Linked DNA regions of Homo sapiens: region 2 is linked to region 1. A link is a loop called in an ENCODE intact Hi-C map of the cell type or tissue named here. Cell type or tissue: IMR-90. All regions are shown on one strand.

Region 1 (4,000 bases):
CCAAGTTGGCAAGGCTGGTTTCGAACTCCTGACCTCAAGTGATCTGCCCACCTCAGTCTCCCAAAGTGCTGGGATTACAGGTGTGAGCCACCACGCTGGGCCTGTTTTTGTTTTTTTAAACCTTTCCTACTCCTCCTCACTGTCTTTAATTGAAAGTGGATGTTATCAAGGTCTGCATCTTTCTGTCAGGTATTAACTTCATTCCACCTGTCTGCTCCAAGTGGCTCCCAGCTGCCTGCCACTTACTGAGCCCTTGCTGTGCACCTGGTACCTGCAAGCACTCAGTGAGTACTTACAGAAATCAGACTTAATTTCTCTACAGCCTGACGGGACAGTTTTAAAAGTAGCTTTGTTGAGTTATAATCTATATAGCCTAAAATATGGCTGTTTTAAAGTGTAAAATGTGATGAATTTGAGTACCTTTACAGGTTTTTCAATCATCACCAAGAATATTTCCATCACCTGACAAGTTCCATTGTGCTTGCTTGTAGTCATTCCCCACTCCCAGCTTCAGACCCAAGCCACCACCAATCTGCTTTCTATTTGTAGTATTGCCTTTCTAAAATAACCTTTATTTATATAATTTTATATAAATTATATATAAATTTCATATAAATTTTTGAAATTCTTTAGAATGGAATTATACAATATGAATTTTTTTATGTCTGTCTTGTTTCATGTCTGAGAGATACATTTTATTATTTCCATTTTAACAGAATTATAAACTGAGGCAAATGGAGGTCAAGCAAAGTTTGCCTAGCTAATAAAAGAGAGAGCTCTATCTATCTGAGTTCAAAGCCCTGTTCTATTCACTCCTTCTTACTTTTGAATCAGACCTATTTCCAGCCTGTTGGGTTGGCCTTCGAAATTTTCCTAAATTTTACTTATCCTTTCATTTATCTTTTAGATCTGTGCTACTCTGTGCATTTGTCTTTGATTATTTATCTTTATTGTTATCTTGGTTAATAAATTAAGTTTGTGAGTTCATTTTCTTAAATATAGAATGATCTGAGATGGCATATTCTTTAAAATGAGGTCTTGAGAAAACTCATGCAACTACACTGATCTTTTTAGAAATTTGCAGAAAACATTGTTCCTCTGTCCCTCCCCTATTTTTGTGTGCTATCTTGAAAAAACAAAAATAGCACACAAAAAAGTTTTTGCCAGATTTTACTTTTTAGATCACTTATTTTGCCAGATTTTATTTTTAGATCACTTATTTTAGACTTGCTGCCCCTTTAGTAGCATGTTTATGTTCCTAAGAATTTTTGAAGCCCACTTGGTTGAAGTCTGTCATATAACAGAGCTGTTACTAACATGCCCTTTCTTGGCTCTCATGAACTCTAAGGTGCCTGGTCAGTTCTACGTGCTCAGCTGGTGGTTTTACTTTGGTCATAAATGGTCCCAGCATGTCACTTCTCCTTATTACTTCCTTATTTTTTCTCAGAAGAAGAAATTAATAGTATCAGATGCTCTGTTTAGTTGATTTTCAGCAGTTGAGCCTTTCATCTTCCAGAGCTTTTCTTGCCAGAGAATGTGACCTTTTAAAACTGAAAAGTAACTGTCATGTACTTTCAGAAGTAGCATTTTATTCCCGTCACTGAAACCTTGAAAACATCCAAGGTTTAAGCTGAGTAGTTCACAGATGGGTTGGCAGATCCCATATAAACACATGATTCACCCTGGATCAGAAGTAACTGCAGAAGCCAAAATTACATGCATTGGTGGCCCATTGGACCGTGAAGCTGTGGGAAAATGAAGGGGGAAGGAAGTAACCTGAACCTTTTATCTCTCAGTCTACCCTCAAACACAGTGATGATGTACAGGTTTTGAACATTGCAAACCCAGACTTGCCTATTTACATTCAACCCCTTCTGTTTTACTTCCAGCTGAATACCAAGAGATATCTCCTGATATCTGCACCTCTGTGGATAAAACACATCTCTGATGAACAGATCCTGGGTTTTGTTGAAAATTTAATGGTGGCAGTTTTTAAAGCAGCTTCCCCACTTGGAAGTCCTGAGCTATGCCCAAGTGCTTTACACGGTCTGAGCCAGGCCATGAAACTGCCCAGCCCTGCCCACCACCTCTGGAGTCTGCTCTCTGAAGCTACTGGGAAAATTTTTGACCTCCTGCCAAATAAGATTCGGGTGAGGAACAAAAATATTTACATTCCTGACAATTTATGTTTGGGATATTTTAAAGGCTTCTTGGCAAAGTGGGGAGGTGTATGTTTTAAGAATGTGGGTGGGAAGGCTAGCAAGAAATAACCACATTCTTTACTAGGAGTGTATTTGTTTCCAAGATCTAAATTGAGGTTGAATATTTAGAACCAAAGTTTTGAGCAAGCTTAGAAGCAGTTTAACCAGTGCTGCACCAGGAAATTTGCTATTAGGCGTTTTTACCAAATGCCTCTTGTAGAAGACGAGAAGGCTCAGAAGTCCTTACGCTTTACACCTGGAGAATCCGTGGGCATGAGTTCCCATATACTGTTTATATAAAACAATTTAGCATCGCCCTTCCCTCCCCCAAAAGACCTCTGAATTGTAATTTTACAAAGAGGTTAGAAATTTATTTGGGATGAAGGAATTTTGATAAGGAGAAAAATGTATAGCCAAAACAAAACAAAACAAAAAAACACAAAGTAACAGGAAAGATGTCTTCAAAATGATAAAAATTGGCCAAATGTTTTGGTTTGGTTAAAATTAAAATCTCATCAGCTGCTGTTCATGGGGATAAGAAAATCTAATAATTTGTCAGAACATTTTGACCTGTTATTTTACACTGTTTGTTGACATGTTTGGGATTTTTCTTTATCAGAGAAAGGATCTAGAGCTGTATATCAGCATAGCAAAATGCCTCTTAGAAATGACAGATGATGATGCCAATCGGATCGCCCAGGTTACTAAGGTAATAACATATCTTTCTATACCTTTTTTCATTATTGAGCCAGAAATTACGATTGAATAATTGATTTCAGTGTTTGGCTGAAGCAAGTTTTGCTTCATTTTTGTTATTGGTTAATTTCAGGAAACTATATTTCATTTACATTGTTGAGCCTCTTGTTCAGCCTACTAATGTGGTTGGTGCTTAACAAATGTTGTATGGATGGATAGATGGATGAATAACTTTTTAACCCGATTTCTCCCACTTTGTCCTTCACCTGATCCTATCCTTAGGAATGAAGAAGGTGGTTGATTGAAAAGCAAGCACTATTAGCCCTGACACAGGATAATTTATTTCCCACACCCATGCCCAAGTCAAACGATGAATGAGCAAAAAGTAGCATATCAGTAAAGTTGCCAGATTTAGCAAACAAAATGCAAGATATTTTGTTAAATTTGAGTTGCAGATCAATAATGAATCATTTCTTAGTACAAGTACATGCCAAATGACACACTTGTATTTGAATGGCAGTTTTGCATACCAACTAATACCAATGGTCTAGAGAACTGTGAGCTCCCTTATAGCTGGTGGACTTCGTGTCATTTATTTTACTTTATGGCAGGTTTGCCTATTCAATCAGATCCTTGAATTTCTGCATCATATGGCAGTGGTTCTCAGAATGTGGTCTTTGCATAAGTAGCATCAGCATCGCCTTGGAAATGATTAGAAATGTGAGTTCTTGAGCCCCCATCTAGGCCTACTGAATCAGAAACTCTGCAGACGGAGCCCAGGAGTCTATGTTTTAATTGTCTCTCCAGGTGATTCTGGTGTATCCTAAGGTTTGAAAACCACTGTTAAAGAATATTTGGGGCCAGGTGCGGTGGCTCACGCCTGTAATCCCAGCACTTTGGGAGGCCGAGGCGGGTGGATCATGTGGTCAAGAGATCGAGACTATTCTGGCCAACATGGTGAAACCCCGTCTCTACTAAAGGTACAAAAATTAGCTGGGCGTAGTGGCACACACCTGTAGTCCCAGCTACTCGGGAGGCTGAGGCAGGAGAATCGCTTGAACCCGGGAGGTGGAGGTTGCAGTGAGCCGAGATCCCACCACTGT
Region 2 (4,000 bases), 410 kb before region 1:
CATTCTAATACAAGCAAACCAAGCTGTAGCAAGATCCAAGCTTAAGAGAAAACTACAGTCCCCTGAGGGGTACACACCCAAAAATCCATATAAACAAAGTTTCCAGTGAGGATGTAACAAGTATAGAATGAAAAGAATCTGACAAAAATATCCCAACAGAAAGTAAGACAAGTTAATTTCTTTTCCTGAAGGAAAATATCATCTGTTTAACAAGGTTTATTTCCCCTTTCAGCTAATGTTGATTAAGTCCTTGTTATGTACAAAAAACTTGTCTGTATTTACATCTAATCCTCACTACAGTCCTGAGAGGAAGTTATTACCTTCATTTCAGAAATAAAGACATTGAGGTTGAGAGAGTAAAAATAGAGTGGGGTTGGAGTAGGGATTCCAAGAATTTAAGAATCACATCTTTGTCTTTAAGATGTCTCAGAGAAAAAAAATAGGAGAGAAAATTCCCAAACACAAAGATAATAATTCATCTACTTCAAAAAATTCCCAAAGGAAAACTATCCAGAGCCTCAGGTTCCAACGTAACCCTATGTGAGGGTAACACTTACACCCCTCCTGTCCATGCTCACGACCAAGGGGAACAAATGATTGTAAAAGGAATACATCAAGAAGAATGAAAAGTTCCATAAGCCTCAATAAGATCAACAACAGCAGCCAGCATTTACAGAATGCTTACTTATGTGCCTCCCATGGTCTTATTCACATACACACTAAAGGAACTCTTATCGTTCCCATTTTATAAAAACTGAGACTCGGAGAAACCAGGTAACCTGCTCCAGATACCTGCTAGTAGGCAAAAACTGTTTTCGAGACCCAGAAAGCCTCCATGGGTTACTGCACACACCATTACCCAATGTTGTACCTTGAAATCTAGGCTCATTCCCTCTTTAAAAACAGTTATAGCAATAATAGCAATCATCTATCTACACTCCCCAATTAACACCCCACAAAACAGTCACCAAGATGTCCCAAGACTTTTCAAAGTCTCAGAGCTGTTAGAAAGACTACACAGAAATCTACTACAACATACTTATAATATGCTTGATATTTCAAAAAGTACACAAGCCAATGACGACAACCTATAATAAAACTTCAGCAAACAAGCACTAGGGAAAACTCAGCGGTGTCCTTGGTATTTAGAACACCCAGTTCTAAAGGTTTGGAGTGAAGAGACCATTCCAAATCCCAGTTTCTCCACTCACAAGTTCTATGACTTTGGGCACGTCATCTCTTAGCTATTTCAGTCCCTGTTTAGTGGAGCTAACATACCTATGTATACGTAAAGCTCAGTGCTTGACACTCAATGTGAAGCAGAAGCTCAGTAAAGTCTTCTTCCCCACCTAATGCGCTGTGGTCTGTACCTGCAAACATCCTTTCTCCTCCAATAACCCTAGCAGAAAAATGAACCGTTGGCTCCTCATTTGCCCCCAGCTGGCCCAAACTACATTCCCTCCACTCTGACAACACAACAGCATCTATTCTATAAATGAAAGATCCTCAAACTGTGGGGATTTAGCTCAGTAACGCTATTTTGCAATTACTATAATTTTACTTTATTGGACTTTCAGATGGGCTTTGTTTGGCATTTGATTATTTCAGAGCCAATTTCCCACTTAAAATTCTAGACCTTGGCTTTGAAAATAGAGTATGAAAAATGCCAGGATATTATATTGTAAGGGACAAAAACTGCATGAGCAGCCAGAGATTGTTTTATTTATACAGTGACAACAGTCAGAATTCCAAAGAATCAAGTCATAGAATCTTAATTTTCTTCCGTCAGCATTACTAGCATGGTAGTAATAAACAACAACAGCAGAGTCAAAGTACTGTGTTTTTTCAAGGTTATTCACTAACACTTAAGAGAAATGAAACTAAAATTAATATGGCTAAACATAAACACTACACTTTCTAACAAACATGGAAATTATTTCTCCTACATGTATCACAGTTTTAACAATTTCTTAAGCTACTTACATCAAACTATTTTTGTTTAAATGAGATTTCTGGAATGTCTATAACAACAAAACAGATTTAGACATATGTACATTTATGACATGAGTAGAAAATGAATTGTGAACCTTACCAATTTTTGTATTTGTCAGAACCAAACATTTAAGCAAAATCAAAAATCCAAAGGTCCAACTTTTATGAACACTGTTAAACGATTAACTTTCAAATTACTTAGAAATTCTGGAAATTCCTAGCAATACCGATTGTTCTTCTTTAAAAAGCAACCCAATAAAATAAGAAACCTATAGGTCTGGATTAAGTCCCAACAAATTCCATATTTTCTTACTTTTTTTGACTCTAACTTCCCACTTAGAAAAGGCAGGGTTAAGAACTAAATAGATTCTGACCTTTAAGCATAACTTGAAAAAGCCATAGCCTGAAGATGAGTCATACCTAGACTTTGTAAACTAACTACACAATTGCTAAACTGTATTTCATACAAAATTAAGAAGCCATGAGTAAAACTCTAGGCTTTATCACTCACTGAAAATAGAAGACATGTCTTTGTAGTATAGAAAAGCACACAGTGGCTTAGTTACACACAGAAAAAAACAAGGACCACCACGTGTACTCACACATATACATATCATTCCTTGGGAAACAAAGATTTATTTTCATATAATGCTGCAGGTGAGCTTATAACTTCCAACAAAAGCTTTTAACTTTCCAACAAAAACCTTTTAACTGCAACAAAAGCAAAACTACACAATGGGATTGCCTCAAACTAAACTTCTGCATAGTGTGCACAAGCACATGCACACACACACACAAACAACACAGTGAAGTGATGACCTATTAATAGGAGAAAATATTTGCAAAACCTACATGTAATAAGAGCATAATATCTGAAATATATAAGCAACTCAATTCAATAACAATAAAAAAAACCTGATTTTATGTATTTTTTTACTATACTTTAAGTTCTGGGATACATGTGCAGAACATGCAGGTTTGTTACATAGGTATACACGTGCCATGGTGGTTTGCTGCACCCATCAACCCATCTTCTACATTAGGTATTTCTCCTAATGCTATCCCTCCCCTAGCCTCCCACCCCCAGACAGGCCCTGGTGTGTGATGTTCCCCATCCCGGGTCCATGTGTTTTCATTGTTCAACTCCTACTTATGAGTGAGAACATGCAGAAAACAACCTGATTTTAAAATGGGCAAAGGACCTGAAAAGACATTCTAAAAGACAAAACAAATGGCCAACAGGTATGTGAAAAAAATGCTCAACATCACTAATCATTGTGGAAATGCAAATTAAAACCACAATAAGATATCATTTCACTTCTGTTAGAACAGTTTTTGTCAAGAGAACAAAAGATAACAAGTATTGGCAAAGATGTGGAGAAAAGGAAATCCTTGCACACTGTTGGTGGGAATGTACATTAGTATAGCCATTTTGGAAAACAGTATGGAAGTTCCTCAAAACATTAAAAATAAAACAATCACATGATCCACCAATTTCACTTCTGGGTACATATCCAAAGGAAATGAAATCAGTATGTCAAAGAGACACATGGATGAACCTAGAGGACGTTATGCTAAGTGAAATAAACCAGACATGAAAAGACACTGCATAATCCCACTTGTATGTGGAATCTAAAAAGTCAAACTCACAGAGGTAGAGAGTGGAATGGTGGTTACCAGGGGCAGGGACAGAGGGGTGGAGGAATGGGGAGATGTTGGCCAAAGGGCACAAAGCTGCAGTTAAATGGAAGGAATAAGTTCTGGAGATCAAATAGGAAGCTGACCACGGTTAATAATAATATACGGTATATTTCAAAATTGCTGAGAGAGTAGATATTAAATGTTCTTGCCATCTCAAAATGGTATGTGAGGTGTTGGATATGTTAATTAGCTTGATTTAGTCATTCCACAATCTATAAAGCTCTCAAAATATCACATTATACTCCAAAAATATATAGTTTGTTATTTATTTATATATTAATACAAAATATTAGGCCAGGCATGGTGG

The links. Peaks named below come from ENCODE experiments on the same cell type or tissue, not always from the same donor. Only the 100,000 strongest peaks of a DNase experiment are listed, where the experiment ranks them.
Region 2: it touches region 1 in a loop (4-fold over the local background); 1 of 110 quality-filtered maps calls a loop at or near these places.

The regions. Positions count from the first base shown.
Region 1 is chr9:20,979,537-20,983,536 of GRCh38, forward strand. FOCAD (focadhesin) reads left to right here. Exons shown (of 44, transcript NM_001375567.1): 38 at 1,890-2,150; 39 at 2,821-2,910. Among named protein-coding and RNA genes, the nearest start is that of HACD4, 50 kb to the right of the region's middle. In IMR-90, no CTCF peak of the experiment used is centred here; DNase peaks (open chromatin) are centred at 1,695 and 2,175; H3K27ac peaks cover 1,216 bases.
Region 2 is chr9:20,568,527-20,572,526 of GRCh38, forward strand. The region is part of intron 2 of MLLT3 (MLLT3 super elongation complex subunit); the gene reads right to left. Among named protein-coding and RNA genes, the nearest start is that of MLLT3, 52 kb to the right of the region's middle. In IMR-90, no CTCF peak of the experiment used is centred here; a DNase peak (open chromatin) is centred at 2,405; H3K4me3 peaks cover 156 bases; H3K27ac peaks cover 1,261 bases.